Regions from separate parts of the Homo sapiens genome. Here all the other regions are linked to region 2. Evidence: chromatin loops called from intact Hi-C (ENCODE). Cell type or tissue: endothelial cell of umbilical vein. All regions are shown on one strand. Each heading gives the region's core, and the rest is flanking DNA. Links, peaks and the distances in the headings are about the cores only.

Evidence for each region. Hi-C counts contacts between places; a loop is a spot of excess contacts. Peaks named below come from ENCODE experiments on the same cell type or tissue, not always from the same donor. Only the 100,000 strongest peaks of a DNase experiment are listed, where the experiment ranks them.
Region 1: a loop joins it to region 2, with 2.0 times the contacts of the local background. A loop is called at or near these places in 6 of 110 quality-filtered maps.
Region 3: it touches region 2 in a loop (2.0-fold over the local background); 3 of 110 quality-filtered maps call a loop at or near these places.

The regions. Positions count from the first base shown.
Region 1 is chr13:100,438,635-100,444,302 of GRCh38, reverse strand. The region is part of intron 20 of PCCA (propionyl-CoA carboxylase subunit alpha); the gene reads right to left. Among named protein-coding and RNA genes, the nearest start is that of PCCA-AS1, 40 kb to the left of the region's middle. In endothelial cell of umbilical vein, for the core only: no CTCF peak of the experiment used is centred there; DNase peaks (open chromatin) are centred at 3,112, 3,282 and 5,302; H3K27ac peaks cover 713 bases.
Region 2 is chr13:100,390,067-100,395,734 of GRCh38, reverse strand. All of the region lies in intron 19 of PCCA (propionyl-CoA carboxylase subunit alpha), which reads right to left. It overlaps LOC124903201 (a long non-coding RNA gene), which reads right to left and starts at 4,532. Exons shown (of 2, transcript XR_007063854.1): 1 at 3,020-4,532; 2 at 1-2,882. RefSeq lists enhancers at 2,666-2,960, 2,229-3,428. In endothelial cell of umbilical vein, for the core only: no CTCF peak of the experiment used is centred there; DNase peaks (open chromatin) are centred at 1,474 and 2,814; H3K27ac peaks cover 3,194 bases.
Region 3 is chr13:100,480,599-100,486,266 of GRCh38, reverse strand. The region is part of intron 21 of PCCA (propionyl-CoA carboxylase subunit alpha); the gene reads right to left. PCCA-AS1 (PCCA antisense RNA 1) reads left to right here and starts at 5,252. Exons shown (of 5, transcript NR_047686.1): 1 at 5,252-5,287. It overlaps LOC107984574 (a long non-coding RNA gene), which reads left to right and starts at 5,060. Exons shown (of 3, transcript XR_007063850.1): 1 at 5,060-5,147. In endothelial cell of umbilical vein, for the core only: no CTCF peak of the experiment used is centred there; a DNase peak (open chromatin) is centred at 2,246.

The sequences.
Region 1 (5,668 bases), core at 432-5,431, 48 kb before region 2:
AACCTGGGAGGTGGAGGTTGCAGTGAGCCAAGATTGCACCACCACTGCACTTCAGCCTGGGAGACAGAGCGAGACACCGTCTCAAAAAAAAAAAAAAAAATTGTGGGCTGATGAGACAGTTAACAAAAATTTCAGATTAAGGGATGGCACGATGGCATGGCAAGTTTAGGGAATGTTAAGCAGTTCAGCGTGGCCAGAAATAGGGTTGGATGAAGGTGGAAGTGGCAAGAAAGGAAACCAGGAAGGAATTATAAACCCAGGTCAGATCTTGTACAAAGAGAGCTCATACCTGACAAAGTTCTTACAGTTAAGAACTGGAGTGTGACATGCTCATGTTTTAGAAAGACGGTGGTCTGAGGTCATGCTGAAGATACATAGAATGGGGAAGGACGAGGCTAGGAGACCGAGTAAAACACCACTACAATCATTCAGTTAGGAGCCTGATGTGCTAAGCAGCCACAACAGAAGAACTAAGTCTGATTCAGACCTAGGACCTTAGGATGTGGAGAGCAAACAGACCTGAAAGACGATCTCAATTTTGCTCTACAGATGAGGAATCTAAGGCACAGGAATACAAAAAGTAATTTGGCTACCTGCAACTCTGCACAAAAAACTTTAATCTTGGTCCTGAGATTAAAAAAAAAAAAATCACAATAACCCACTGAACTGCTGCGTGGCAAGAAAGTCTGTGCATTCAGCTTCATACGACAAAAACTGCAAAAGCAGCTATACATGGCAGACAAAAATGAATGAATGTGGCTATGTTCTAGTTAACTGCTTATCATCAATAAGATCTGAATGTGACATCATACTTCTCATGGGTCATGAAACATTATTGATTTTTTTTTTTTTTGACAGTGTCTCATGCTGTCACCCAGGCTGGAGTGCAGTGGCATGGTCACAGCTCTCCACAGCAACTGCCTGGACTCCAGCGATTCTCCCACCTCAACCTCCCAAGCAGCTGGACCCACAGGCATGCACCATTGTACCCAGCCAATTTTTAAAAAAATTATTTGTAGAGACAAGGTCTCACTATGTTGCCCAGGCTGGATGAAACATTCTTCTTTAATTTTTTCCCCCAACTATTTAAAAATGTAATAACCACTCAAGTTGTGAGCCCCATAGAAACAGACGGTGCCTCCTGGTCTAAGCCACCAGTACCTCTCACCTGAGGTCTGCAATGGTCAAATCAATGATTTCTCTGTCTCTACCCCAAGGCCTGCAATGATTTAAAAAATCACATCACATCACTCTCCTACCCAAACCCTCCAAACGCTCCACAACATGAATAGAAAGAAACAACACAAAACAAAACAGTTCTTTGGCCCCTAGATGATCTGGTTCTGTCTTCCTCGTTCCACTCTCCCCAACTGGCCTTCACACAAAACAAGCTTGTCCCGTTTCAGAGCCTCTGCTTTGCCCCTTCTGCTACCTGGGACTTCCTTCCCCCAGACTTCTGCACGTTTGCCCCCTCCTCTTCGTAGGTCTCAGCTCAGTGTTAGCTATTCAGAGAGGACTTCCTAGCCATCCTTGCTAAAGCTGCCTTCTCTAGTGACTTTCTATCAATTTCATAGTCTTCATCCAACTTCTTAGTACTAAAATCACCTTATTTAGGTATTTACATGTTTAGTATCTACTTCCCCCTGCTGGAAGGTAAGTCTTGTTCCTTGTTCTATCTGCAGAGTCTAGAACACTGCCTAGGCCATACTGGGCGTTCCCTTCTATGTAGGAGACACTAAAACAATATTATCATTCCTTTGGCTGACACTACAAAGGTTAGATTCATTCCCAGGCAAATAGAAGTAATTTTGTATTATGTAAAATGGAAACAAATTTTCACATTAAAAACAAACTGTATCAATGAATGTGTGACCATAGGTATAAGTACCAATAAGCTGTCCTTAACATTGCATTCAATTTAAAGCAGGTCACAATTACATATATAATGACTGTCACCTTTTTTTCACCACTCTCCCACAGTTTGTAAAGGAAGGAAGGAAGGAAGGACAGGCCAGGCGTGGTGGCTCACGCCTGTAATCCCAACACTTTGGGAGGTCAAGGAAGGCGGATCACTTGAGCCCAGGAGTTTGAGGCCAGCCTGGCCAACATGGTGAAATCCTGCCTCTACTAAAAATACAAAAATTGGCCGGGCATGGTGGCACGCGCCTGTAATCCCAGCCACTCAGGAGGCTAAGGCAGGAGAATCGCTTAAACCTGGGAGGCGGAGGTTGCAGTGAGCTGAGATCATGCCATTGCACTACAGCCTGAGTGACAGAGCAAGACTCTGTCTCAAAAATAAAAAAAAAAAAAAAAGAAAAAAGGAAAAAGAAAAGATTGATGTAAAGAAAAACAGAAATAAAATTTCACTCAGAACTGGAATTTATTTCAATCTTCCCTAGCAGTAAGATATACTTTTCCTAGAGCCTAGGATTAAGATAATTCAGTTTTAGAATCCACAAAAAACAAAGTATTCAATGCCTATCATGAGTCTAATGCATGCCAAAACAAATATGAACTGACCACTTGATATGCTAATAGCAAAATTCTTCATAAAAATTAAGACTTGTATTTGATGAAACATATCCACGCTTATTAAAATATTTTCTGCAAATATTTCATCCCTTTTCCTATTTTAAATGGCACTCCAAAGCCAGATAAAAATGTTCTCCTTTTCTTATTTTGATAGTCTGCTCCAATGTTTACATAATATATTCCTTTTTATTTCTTTAAAAAATACTTTAGAAGATTTTGTTAACAAAATGACTTCAACATTTGTTAGAATCAAATTCATACAAAATTAGCAAAGTTATTCACACAAAGGCAAAAACATTTGCAAAACAATAAATCAAATGTTCCAAAAATACCTTCCTAGGATAATAAAACCAGAGGTAATTTCACCTTTAAAAATAATGTCACTGAACAGTAAGAGGAAGAAATAGTAATAGTTTTCTTTTTCCCCTCACTGATTTCCAACTTGGTAATATGTTTTAAAGGCCATTACTGTGGGATTTGTCTTATCGGTCTGCAGTGCAGCTGTTTGTATTATTTTCCACATTTACTACAATCAGTGTTTATACTACTCAAAATTCTCTTCCTCAGGCAGCAACGAAAATATAATTTTCTAGTTAACAGAAGAGGAGAAAAGCTTGTATGTGTGGGGGTGTGGGAAGGGGAAGTTCAGAAAGACATTTTCCCATTCGGTTAAATTTTAAAAGCAACTCCAAATTATAAAACCCAGAAAACTGCTAAGCTTCTAGGACTACATTACAAAAGCAGGTAGCCTTGCATCAAAATTAATACTTTATACCATAGCTGTAAATACATCCCAGCTGTTAAACTGCCTTGAAATATTTTAAAGCAGAGTCAACAGAGTTATTTCTGTTCTACTGGTGAGCTTGTTTCTAAGATGTGTAGCTGTATTGATATGTCAGGAATGTAAAAAGGATATGGTTAATAATTACTCTTTCATTTCCTACTTCATTCGAAAAATACCAACCTCTACTTATTCTAAGTTATATATTTATATATCCTATATATCCTGAGAGTGTCATGTCACATGCAATGATTCTAGAGAAATCACATGTGTAAAGTACAAAATAATAATGACTTCAAACAGATGGGGGTGGGGGGAACATTTTTAAAACCTGTAAAACACTTTAGGACTGAAAACATAAGACAATTACTTCCCAATTCATTTGTGTACCAGCAAAGTACAGGCAAAAATGTATGCCGCTTTATTTTTCTAATTAAAATATTAATTTTACTATCTATAAACAGTTATTAGGATTAAAACTAAAGTTTATTCTTGGAGGGTGTGGGAGCTATTTTAATCTAAAAAAAACTGAAAAGAAAATAACATTTTTAACTTCCTCTCAAGTAGATATGAAAATCAACAATTTATTTTCTTCAAAACTGAAATTTAAGGTTACAATTTTAAAATTGATTCAAATTCTGTGTGGACAACCATTTGTATATATACTACAGATAGTTTCACAATCTGCAAACAGAATAACATCTCGTCCATCATATTCATGTGCTTGTGTAATATTTTATATTACATAGGCCCACTGGGCATTTTAAGTTATCACGTTTTATATATATATATATATATATATATATATATATATATATATATATATATATATAATTTAATACTCTAGTCATTTCACAACTAATCCATTTAATCTGGTATTCTTCAGTAAATAACATGAGATTCATGTGACACTATTCCAAATTTGTCTGCTTTAACATAGAAAATTAGTTCCACTTAGCTGAATATCAAAGACCTATTCAATATAGAATGCAGTGGTGCTACAATCAGCTCTGCACTGTTATTTATAATAAATTTATCTTCTTTTGAAAATATTTGAGCAAGAATATGAGAAATAGAAAGAAAAAAGTCTTCAAAGGTACAGCATGAATAGCTTCACATCACACAAATGCAGAAATTGTTAGACCTTAGCAGGATCTCAAGATATTTTCAAAAGTATTTAGCTACTCCTCAGGCCTGAAGGCAACCTGCTGTGAGCAGGTGGATAGAAGAAATCACGCCATACAAAGAAACAGGCCAACAGCAGTTAGTCGGCTCTGCTTGCAAATGTTCAAACAACGTGACTATGCACGATGAAAATCTAGTATGTAAAACGCTAACGACAAACAATACATTAAATCCCGGTACACAAACTACACTGTAAGAAATAGAGAACAGCAAAATTGAAGAACTTCTTTCAAGGTCAAAAAAATTACTTCACAGGAATATAGACATAGTAAAAAAATAAAATAAAATAAAAAACTTCTATTCATCCAGCAGGTTCCACACTACAAAGGTTCTGGGGTTTGTGAGGAAAACAGAGAGTGAGCTCACCATGGCCAGGACACAGCGAATCTTCTGTTTGTTTCATCACTTTAATTATATGCCACAGGCAGGAAATCATTCCACGTTTTAAAAATGGTTGTAATTTTTTAAATCTTCTAATGGGAAATTTAAAAAGTTTGTCAGCTAGATGATAAATTCATCTTCTGTTTAAAAATAAATTCAACTCATCTATTCCAAATTTTAAGAGATAAAAACCAAAACTGTGGTTGACATTAAGGGGGAATACTTTAAAAACCATTATGTAGAGTTTTCTCTATCTGTAAACACTCTCTGGTTTACAAAAAATTTTGCCTGTGAGTGGTCTAACCCAGTAACCACTAGCTACACGTAGCTACTGAGAACTTGAAATATGACTGGTGTGACTGAGGAGTTAAATTTTCAATTGTATTTAATGTTAATTTTAAAACTGAAGCAGTGTAATTTTCTGTTAAACCCAACTCCATTGTTTTGGTAGGACTACATTCCACTCTGACCGTTCCATTGTTTAAGATACTGTTGTATTAATGCCAATGTCTATGTTGTTTCTGGTATCACATTAGTAATTTTTAAAAGTCTTTCATGTTGAAATGACAACATTTGGGGTATTATTCTGTGAAAGGGCCATAAATGCAAAGCAGCCCCCAAATGCGGAGGGAGCCAAGAAACCAAAGAATAAGGCAAAGAAACTCAATTTGTTGGTAAAGGGTGTTTTCTTGGGGGAACTTACAGACAGAAGCGTGATCTCGGATGGCTGCAAGACAGGTATAACCCACTCTGTTACTGGCCAGACCCAGAGCTTATATGCCACAGGGA
Region 2 (5,668 bases), core at 347-5,346:
CAACAAATAAAAACATTACAAAATCATGGAACACTGTACCAAAGGCAGAACCACTAAAAGAATATTTAAATCACATCCATAATTTTAAAAAATTATTTAATTTACACAAATGTAATAAAATATTCCTGAGCCACACCCATAATTCTTTTAAAATTAGGAACTCCACAAGATAGTCACAAGACATAAAACACACAATCAAGAATACAGAGATGGAAACCTAATTGTATATTGGCCCTTTCCGTGAAAACTTTTTCTGACCTATTGCTATTATTGCTCCAAATACATTTTTTAAACTTTTTAAAGCCTTTGTTGATTATTTTTAATCTCTTCAATGGTGGTATATCCCTTGCCACTGAGTTTCAGAAATTGCCACAGTTACGCAGTGCTGAGTCTGGTGAATAAGATGGAAAAGATCAGTTATGGCTAAGAAACAAGACAGAAATATAAGCCTACAGATTCTACAGACTCTTGGATGGAATATGGAAACAAGACACCAAAATAATTTGTGGGCTATATTACTATGTGTTTTCAGTGTGATCTGTGGCTTTGGGATAATTTTAAGCTTGAACAGTCTAAATTAATTTTGTCTTTCCTTAAAGGCAAAGAATAATTAGAAGTCTGAAATTTGCTTTTAGGATTTTTATACAAATCAGGATGTTAGAGCAAAGAAAGTTTTAGATATGCAAACCTGTGCCCATGAGTGTACAGCCCCAAACCCCCTCAAGCATTTCATCCTAAACACAATGCATGAACGGGATTCTGGGAGAGATCACAACCCCCTGAAATGTAATTAGAATCACGGACACAGAAGATAAAAGCTGCCTTGATGATGGAGCACGTCAGACCCTGGACACACAAACTGGAAAGACAAGAAAGCAGTTTTTTCAGAGTAAATTGAAGTAGCTATTCTAATGAAATGTGAAGGTTTAGGGATAATTTAAAAAATATTAGTAGTAGGACATATTTTTTAAAAAACATAATTTTACTATGAAGGATATATTTCATTCTTTCAACATATTTATTGAGAAGCAGACCTGACCTGTGCACTGTAGGCAAAGTGAATCAAAATGCAATTACTATTTGGGTCATGGTAACCCTTGTTAGTTGATTCACTTTGTTTTTGTGGTTAATATAAGCTTCTGAAACAAACAACTACCCTGTTACCAGATTCAGTTACTGGTTTCTATCTTATATTTTGGGTTTAGGGAATTACTCAAGTTTACGCCTATTTTCAGTTCATGCCTCTCATAAGCAAAATCTGCAAACACACAGCTGCTGTGATAGTCTGACAGAGATCCATTCCACAGACCTCTGACTGCCACCAAGAACCAGCGCTGATGCAAAAGGAACCTCGCTGAAGAAAGCTGTGTTTTCTTAATAATAACAGTTGTATAAACATAAGGTCTTCTCAGTTAAAGGGAAACCAACATCAAAAAGCAGTACAACATAGAACCCTAAACCCCTCTTTCTTTGAAGAAACCCGTTTGAAGCGAGGTGTTTCTAGTTATGGATGAATGAAATGAGAATTCAGTTGCAACAAACGGACATCCAGTTCTACGAAGGACTAATTAAATCCATCTGAGAAGCTGCATCTCAAACCGCCTCACACATTTCAAAGGAAAGCACTCCTCTGCCTTTTGCTAAGACATCAAAACACTCAGTCACAGCTGACGCATACAGAGGCTCTACAACAATGTTATTTTTATGGACTACAAAGCTCCACAAAAGTAATGTTAAGAGTTTGCACTATTTCATGACTAAAAATTCAGAGTTAAGGCAGAACATTTCTATGTATCACTATCTGAAATTTCTTTCCAGCCTCCAACTAGTTTTGTAGATCTTCTACCTGATCTCAAAACAAAAACAAAACAGATGCATCAGTCTTTAATGTGTTTCATATACTTGCTAAGTAGAAGTGGTTAAAAAATTAATCAAAGAATTAGTCCTAGTTGCACCATTAACTTTTTTTCCTTATAAACAAAACCAGGATTTTGATGTTCAATTAAGACTCTTGAGTAGGCAGGGTCCGGTAACTCATGCCTGTAATCCCAACACTTTGGGAGCCCGAGGTGTACAGATCATGAGATCAAGAGTTCAAGACCAGCCTGACCAACATGGTGAAACCGCATCTCTTCTAAAAATACAAAAATTAGCCAGGCACGGTGGCGGGCGCCTGTAAACCCAGCTACTAGGGAGGCTGAGGCAGGAGAATCGCTTGAACCCGGGAGGCAGAGGTTGCAGTGGGCTGAGATCACGCCATTGCAATCCAGCCTGGGTGACAGAGCGTGACTCCATCTCAAAAAAAAAAAAAAAAAAAGACTCTTCAGTAGTTAATAAAAGCCAGCAGAAGCAGCTGCTGAAAACTTTAAAAACTTGGTTTGACAAAAATACTCCATTTAACAGCCATTTTTTGGCCTTTAAAGTGGTAAAAGAAAGTTATATTCAGAATTTGGGATATTATCCCAACAGGATAATGTGGTGTTAGTGTCTATCCTCCCAGGATTTTCTGCCTGTCATTGGTTATGGTGAGCTCATATAATCATATTGAGCAATCGTGTTTTTTTCTTAAAGAACGCTATTAAATGTGACACAACCCATAAGCAGGAGAAATTCAATTCTTCAACATTTTCTTTTCAACATACATAGAGAGACATACAACTAACACCATCCAGATGGTTGCTAACATTCAGAGTTTCTTCCCATGGCAGAAGACCTTAGTAAAAAGAGAAGCAGGAGCCGTCAGGAGGCCCCAGGCTTCTGGCTTCTCTCTTTACTTACCAAGTAACCTTGGGTGAGTCACTTGACCTTCCCTGGGTGAGTCACTTCCCTGGGTGAGTCACTCAACCTTCTCATCCCCTCTTGCTGTTAAGTGAGGAGTTGCCCTAGGACAGCCAAATTCCTGTAAGTTTTGAAAGTCTGTGACTTTTTTCTCCAAATGTGAATTCATTAAAACGCTACATGGATTCTGTTTGGAATCCCACTTATCAGTTATTCACACAATGGAAACATGGTAACTTACCACCTCTCTGCTACCTCCTCTGCCCCAAGGAAATTTCAGGCATTCCATGACAGTTTGGTAAATTAACTCCAATTCAAAAGTTTTCAGGTCACAGGAAATTTTATAGAAGAGATTAAATTTCTGGAAATTAACACACTGCTACATTACTGACAGAGAAAAAACTGTGAAGAATAAGGCAGATTTTGTTGACCCTTCAATTTTAAAAAGAGTAAAAAATGCCTATGCTTTGATATTTGAAATCACATTTCCTAGGTGCTAAATTTATAAATAAAATCATTGTTTTCTTTAATCACAACAAATTAAACTAGCAAACACATTGACTGAATTTTGATATCCCATTATGTAACTAGTTTGTTAAGGTGTATGAAAGGCAATTGTCAACGCATATCTGCCTGTATTTTTTGGAGACAACATTCTAATTTATTAAAGAGTTTCCATGACCACTAGGGAAGCAGTTTTTGGAACTCCTTCCTTCCCGCTTCACTGTTCTCTCTCTTCCTTCCTTCCTTCCTTCCCCAACTCCTCTACCCTGCCCCCAATGAATATTTCCTGAGAAGTACAAGAAGTGTGACAGTGAACAAGACTAGGTCCTTGCCTTTACAAAGCTCCTATTTTAGTGTGAAGAGGCTGAAATTAAACAAGTGGACAAAGAAATAAACACGAGAACTCAAGTGCATGATAAGCACAATGATGGAAATGAACACCATCTTAAGTGACTAAGGGGTCACTTAAGAGACCAAAAGCTAATTCTGCTTCCAAATATAAAAACACAGAAGACAAAACAAACAGTAACAATAACCCAAAAAACCTCTCATTCAAATTCATGACTAAAAGAATTTGATTAGATATCAAATATGAGCTTACTGAAAATATGATGTTAATGTATTTATTTATGAAAGTGATCTAAATATGTATTCTATTAATTCTCACAAGACACCAATTTGAACACAATTTAGACTTTTGAAAAACGTGTTGATCAATAGTATTCCCTAGAACATACTTTATAAACTGCTCCTATAAAAGCTGGCTAGATAATGAATAATGTCACAATAAAATCGAAACCCATAGTTTAAAGGCCCTTCAGGATCTGCCTATCTCCACCTCCCTCACTGGCACCTCTCCGCCTAGCCTCCCTGTGTCCTGGCCTCCTGGACATGCAGAGCTGCCTTGCACTATCTGACCACATGGATTGATACCCCATCAACTCCTGCTCCACGACTTCAAATGGAAGCTTGGTTAGCCTAGCCCTTCTGTTGTGTTTAAGTCAATTCTTGCTCCCAGCCTCAACAACATTCCACGTACTTCCAATTTCTAATGCCATAATCAACTCCTCCCAGTCTCACCTCACCTCTTCCCCCACAGCAGCCATCACAGGTGAATAAGTCACCAACTCTCCCTTCATCTCCACCCGCTCCTTTGTCCTTTCATATAAAAATGGAACAGAGGCTGGGTGTGGTGGTTCATAAGGTCAAGAAATCAAGACTATCCTGGCCAACATGGTGAAACTCCGTCTCTACTAAAAATACAAAAATTAGCTGGGCGTGGTGGCGTGCGCCTGTAGTCCCAGCTACTTGGGAGGCTGAGGCAGGAGATTCACTTGAACTCGGGAGGTGGAGGTTGCAGTGAGCCAAGATCGTGCCACTGCACTCCAGCCTGGGTGACAGAGCAAGACTCCATTTCAAAAAAAAAAAAGCACAGAGGCCCTTCTCCTAGTTCTTCTTTTTCTCCTTATTCTTTAATCATCAAAAATTCCCTTCTTCTGGCACCTGTTATCAGCACTTAAGAATTTATTAAACCTTTAAAAAGTCAATCCCCTCAACACCATGGCCCACTCTTAACGACCATGCCTTTAGAAGAGTCATTCACTCCACTTGTCCGCATATCTCAATGTCTGAACTCACCACAATTTCATTTCTGGCCCCATTACAACACTGAAATTGTTCTCAATTATTTTCACTAAATCCAATGGATAAATCTCAGCCTTAGTTGTTTTTTTTGTTTTAACATGACTTCTTACATTCACTGGCATCAATGACCTCATCTTCTTAAAACAGCCTCTTCCTTTAAATTCTGAAACAACACAACTTCTTGGGTTTTCTGACACAGTCTCTTTCAATGCTCCTCTTCAGTATCCTTTGCTGATTCTTCTTCCTCTGCCCATCCTTTAAATCTTTAGCATACCTCAAGGTTTCATCTTTCTTGGTCCTCTTCCCTTTTCTACTTTCTCCTCAATTCAACCCGTGTTCAACTGCCATTTATACTACTGGAGACCGAATCTCCCCCAAACTCTCTCCTGGGCCACAGAACCTCACATGCAATGACCCAGGAAACATCTCCACTTGTGTATCTCACAGATCCCTTCAAAATTATGTCTAAAATTGTCTTCCTATTTCTCTAGACGTAACCTCTCTATGCTTCAATTTCCTTATACTTAAAAATAGGACTAATAATAGTACTTATGCTTTATAGGATTGGAATAGAAATGAAAGTAGATTGTACATGTTGACTACAATTGTTGTTAAATAACATATTGCATGTGGATCACTTAGAACAGTGCTTGACACATATTAAATATGCAATATATATTAGCTAATATTATTACTGCTCAATAAATGCACGGTTAATTCTACATCTTAAATCTCTTCCATG
Region 3 (5,668 bases), core at 306-5,305, 91 kb before region 2:
CTGCCTCCCATCTCTGGGATTGGTTGATAGACTAAAGAAGAACATCAACCCTCAGATTACCCAGTGATCCATTGAACACCTAGGTGAGTAAAGATGAGATGGGCCAGCCAGAGTCCTTCCTTCAGGAATGACAGAGAATGAGGCAGTTTTCAGGCAGACGGTGGTTTAGAGAATGGCTCATGACACTACGATGGGCTCCGACCTGCCATATGCAGAAACTGTGGGTGGTAGTGGGAATGAAAGCCCCAGTGGGCAGAGGCCAACTCCTGTGTTAGGGGGAGCTCAGGTAGACTAACGGGACTGCACTAGGATGAGTAAGACCTGGGAGCTGCTGTCAATGATGCTAAGGCATCACAGCTTTTGTTCTTAGAGAGCCCTGCTTTAAGCCTCATTCCTAGTACCAGCTTATGTGACCCTGGGAAAATTATTTAACGTCTGTATTTCTCATGAGAAGATTAAATGAAGAGAGAATCTATGGTGCCTCACACATACTGAGTGCTCCATATACATCAGCTCTCCCAGTTACAGTATTATCATTATGACCCAAGCCACTGTGGATCCCAAGAACTGTCAGATAAGATGTTCCCTAGGGTTTGCATGGCTGGCCATTCCTTAAGGTCTCTGTATACATATACCCTTGTAGTACGTTTAGGAAACTTGGATGAATCTCTTGCCAGAAAAATTAACAAAAACAATTCTGTAAGTTCTAGAGTTGGGGTTGCCAGTTCAAAGAGCAGAACTCTTTCAGAGAAACTCCTCTTACAATTGACCTAAGCAATAACTCAACTCTAGAAATGCTCACCACACATGTGCTGACTGGTTTGTAAGTAGCTGTTATAATATGGTTGTGCTATCTGCGTTCAATTTCAACATGGATCCAGAAACCTTGCCTAGAAACTTGCAGAGCACCTTGCCCCATCAGCAGGGCTGCCACAGCTAAGTGGTTCTAGGCAAACACTCAAAGAGGCAAAATATGGGAGAGAAAGAGATGGCTTAGCTAGCCAGTGCTTTAAAGAACAAAGTAGCTGATAGAGAAACACAGGCCCAATCCATGCACCCTTTCCACTGTCATTAAAGCAATGGGGTGGGAACAGCTTTTCTCTTCTACACCCATTCACTCCCTTCCTCCTCTTCAGCCCTGTCCCCCTCTGTTTAGACTGCTAAATATTAAAGCAATCCTTCCCCTCTGATTTTAAACTCATTTCATATGAGAGAGAGAGAGAGGGCAGGAAGGGAGGGAGAGTCAGTGAGAGGAATGTGGAAACGGAAGACAAAACCAGTGTGAAATTTAAGTCGTCTCAGGCCTATATTTCTAAGAACAGCCCTAGGTCCTATCAGTGCATCAAACAGGGAGCAATAAAAACCAAACCAGTCACCACCAGAACTTGCAAAAGAGTTCACAGCAGTGGCTCCTACCGAGGTGCTCACCAGAAGCACTGGGCAGCTAATTCAAAATGGGTGTGAAGCAGCTGCCCAGGTGACTGGCTCCACCCAGACCCTAAATGCTGTTGAGTTAAGATTTATAGTGGAAAAAACAATGGTTTCTTTCAGAGCTCCATTAGTTTCTTCTGAGTTCTAGCTGTCTATTTGATATGTGTTAATATCTGGAAGAAACTGGTATCAATAGTGGACTCTCAAATTCTACATATGCCAAATATATCTACAGGGGGGAAAAAAGAAAAATTCAAACATCTCTAATGCTCTTTCTGTAACTTCAGTCCAGCTTTTATCTCAGAGATCCTGAACGTGTTGTTTAGAAGTCTAGAATGGGAGTGCAGAGGCGACCAGAACACATCAAAAACTTGAGGTGCAGTCTGATGAGTTTCTCTACTCCCTGCTTAGTAAATTTAGAGTTTTCTATTTTTGGAGGACGTAATCCCTATGCACACTGCTTTTAGCATCTAAGCATTTTCCTCAAGATGGGTCAAAGTGTCAAGGGTTTCACGAGAGCCTCTGTCAATTCCTGCAGAACACGGTGGATCTGCTAAAGACTTAAAATAGGGACACAGTCCTTACAGTTTCAGCTTAAGGATCATAAACACAAACGACCACCTGAGACCACAGAGGACCGGATATGAGCTACTTATAGTCATACTGAGCCGGAGAACAAGAATAGCAGGAAAGCGGCCAGTTTTCTTGTAGTGAGGTTCTTTGAAGTAAAGTATTTATTAAACATTATATTATAGTGCATGAAACAAAAATCTTTGAAGGCAGGTTATCCTACTCTGCACAGTGGCCACTGCTAACGAATTACTTCCTTTTCCTCTCAGGTTTTGTTTTTCTATTTGTGAAACTGAAACCCAGATTGTTTTCCTCCATCCATGAAACCAGCTGGCACAAAGCACTCCTTCTGGTAATAATGTCCCATCAATGGAAACAGCATTAAAAACGATTCCAACCCATCACTTCACCATCACACACAAGAGGATGTGCAGATTAGGGAGGTGCTCTCTAAATATTGGTCAGCAACTTCTCTAAAATAGAAAACCAGGCTGTTAAAAATGATAAAATGACTAGAAATGGCAACAATTAAAATGGGGCTTCCATTTTTATTTAAAAGCAAAATTTACCGATTGCATTTCTCACTTCCTAACTCTAGACTGATACGCCTTATTTCAGCTAGCACTTTCTATTTCTCAATAAAGTACCCCAGATATACCAGTAAGAGCCTCATCTTAAAGAAATGTCCAAAAGAAGACCAAGAGGGCGGTATAGTTTATTCTTCTGAACCAATTATTAACTTAAGAGTCTTTGCCTGGGGAAGGAGTACTGAGCAGCAGAACTCCCAATGAGCCAGCACAAACGGTCACATGCTGAAGATGCAATGGAAGAATCCTGGCCCATTGGCCAAAAGGTGTCTCCGGCTAAGTGTGTGCTGAGAGGAGAAAAGGACAGCGCCGGACACATGGCTGGGTCTGTTTCAACGTGGCTGAGAACAGTGGGAAGCTTTTTAAAATCTGGGAATACATCAAAGGGCTAATGCAGATTAAGCCCAGCTCCTTTTTTTTTTTTCCCTGAAAGGCTCACTTTTGTTCCTAATAGAAAGACTTAGATGGTATTTCTTCAGATCATAAAGCAAGTTGTACTTTTAATGATGGAATAAAAATTATAAAAGTAAAACGTGGCTTTTCCTCCCCATTCTTTTTTTCCTTTTTTAAGTGATGAATTCAGGAAAAGACCAGTCTAGGCCAAATTTATCTCTTGTTAACCTTCAGGGATATGGAGTACGCCAAGTATGTTAGTACAAAGTCAAATTTGGATGATGTAGTCATTTTTTGCTAATTCCATTATTAGAAACATTAGATAATATGGTAGTATCTAAGGAATACAGCTTTAAAAATAGTATGCACCTTCACTATCAAGACTGTAAGGCAAAATCAACTTGTGCCCACGACTGAACTTTTGAAATAGAAAATTTTGTTATATCCATGTTAGCCAGGCTGGTCTTGAACTCCTGACCTCAAATGATCCGCCCGCCCCGACCTCCCAAAGTGCTGGGATTACAGGCGTGAGCCACTGCACCCGTGGCATGCACCTGTAATCCCAGCAACTCGGGAGGCTGAGGCAGGAGAATCGCTTGAACCCAGGAGGTGGAGGTTTCAGTGAGCTGAGACTGCACCATTGCATTTCAGCTTGGGGAACGAGCGAACGCTCTCTCAAAACAAACAAACAAAAAACCAAAACAAAAAACCTTGTTATGTCAATAAGAGTATTTCTAAGTGGGTTAGCAGCTCCCTGACAGGCTACCTCTCCAGCCTTCCCAGGCCCACCCATCCTTGGTTCCCTCTCTAGCCTCACAAGACAGCGCTCTTCTCATCACACTCAGGCATTTCACTGGAGCCCCTGATCTCGCTTTGCCCTCCTCTCTTGGAGCCTGCCTCATCAACTGTCCTCTCTTCCCTCTCTATTGGCCCCTTCTCTTCATCCTGAAAGTCAACCTGAGTCATTCCAATCAACAAATTCTCTCTCGACTCTGCATCCCTCCTGGCTACTGCCTTCTGACCTGACCCATGTTCTCCACACAGTCCTCTGCTCTAGCTGCTGCAACCACACTTGCACTCACGACCAAACCAGCCCTACGTGGCTATCGCCACCACTGTTCTTCCTAACTGACAAGCTGTCTCAGGTACCCACAGGTTAGATATTTCAGGGGAAATGACTGTTACAGAAATGTTCATGTTAGAATGAAGAAACAGATCAATACACATCAATCATATTAAAAAGGTGCTTCTAAGACAAAGCATATATTATTTTTATTATTCATATTCAATATTTTAGGAATTAAAGCAACGATGTTTCTGCAAATTTATGGTTTTGAATTGATGGTACGTTGTAATAATGCATAGATAGGGTCTGCCTGAGCTTTCACCCCAGGAACTGTAAACTTTATATTACAGTAGTCCCCCCTTATCCAAGGTTTTAGCTTTCCAAGGTTTCATTTACCTGTGGTCAACCATGGTCCAGAAACATTATATGGAAAATTCCAGAAATAAACAATGTATAAGTTTTAAATTGTGAGTCATTCTGAGTAGTGTGAGGAGATCTTGTGCTGTCCTGCTCCATCCTGCCTGGGTCATAAACCCTCTCTCTCGGGGTCCAGCATCTCCACGCTGTAGACACCCCCACCACCAACCAGTCACTTAGTGGCCATCTCAGTTACCAGATCTACTGTCAGGGGGTCTCAGTGCTTAGGTTCCTTTTTTATTTTTGAGACAGAGGCTGGCTCTGTCGCCCAGGCTGGAGTGCAGTGGCATGATCTTGGCTCGCTGTAACCTCCACCTCCTGGGCTTAAGCCATGCTCCCACCTCAGCCTGCCGAGTAGCTGGGACTACAGGTATGTGCCACCGTGACCGGTGAATTTTTGTGTTTTTTGTAGAGGCAGAGTTTTGCCATGTTGCCCAGGCTAGTCTCAAACTCCCGAGCTCAAGTGATCCACCTGCCTTGGACTCCCAAAATGCTGGGATTACAGGTGTGAGCCACTGTGCCTGGCAGGAACTATTATTTGACTTCACAATGGCCTCAAAGTTCCAAGAGTATGATGCTGGCAATCTGGATATGCCAAAAACCAGCCATGAAGTCCTTCCTTTAGTTAAAAGGTGAAAGTTCTCAAGAAAAAAAAAAGTATGCTGAGATTGCTAAGATCTACAGTAAGAATCAATCTTCTATCCATGAAATTGTGAAAAAGGACAAAGAAATTTGTGCTAGTTTTGCTGCTGTACCTAAAACTACAAAAGTTACAGCCACAGTGTGGGCTAAGTGCCGAGCTGAAATGGAAAAGGCATTAAAGGCAAGCGTATACAGGGTTCGGTCCCATCCGCAGTCTTAGGCATCCCCTGGGGATTTTGACATGGATCCCCCGTGGAGAAGGGGGGCTACTGTACAGTACACTTCCCTTCAGCAAGCCGCATATTCAAGTTCTCTATTTCAGATTCCCCTTCGTGACTGTCATGCAGGAAGCAAAGAAAACCCATTGTGTCCAAGGAAATTTTTACTTTCTCTAGGGATTCAGAAACCTGACTTTCTGATACTCAGAAACTCAGTGCGCATGGGTGAGAAGGCTCGGTAGGGAAGAGGTGCTTTGTAGCTCAGGATCTGCTGGAGCTGAGGGCGTTTTTTGGTTTAATCTAGTTTCACTGTGTGTTTCATGGAGAGGTTCCTCTAGGAACAA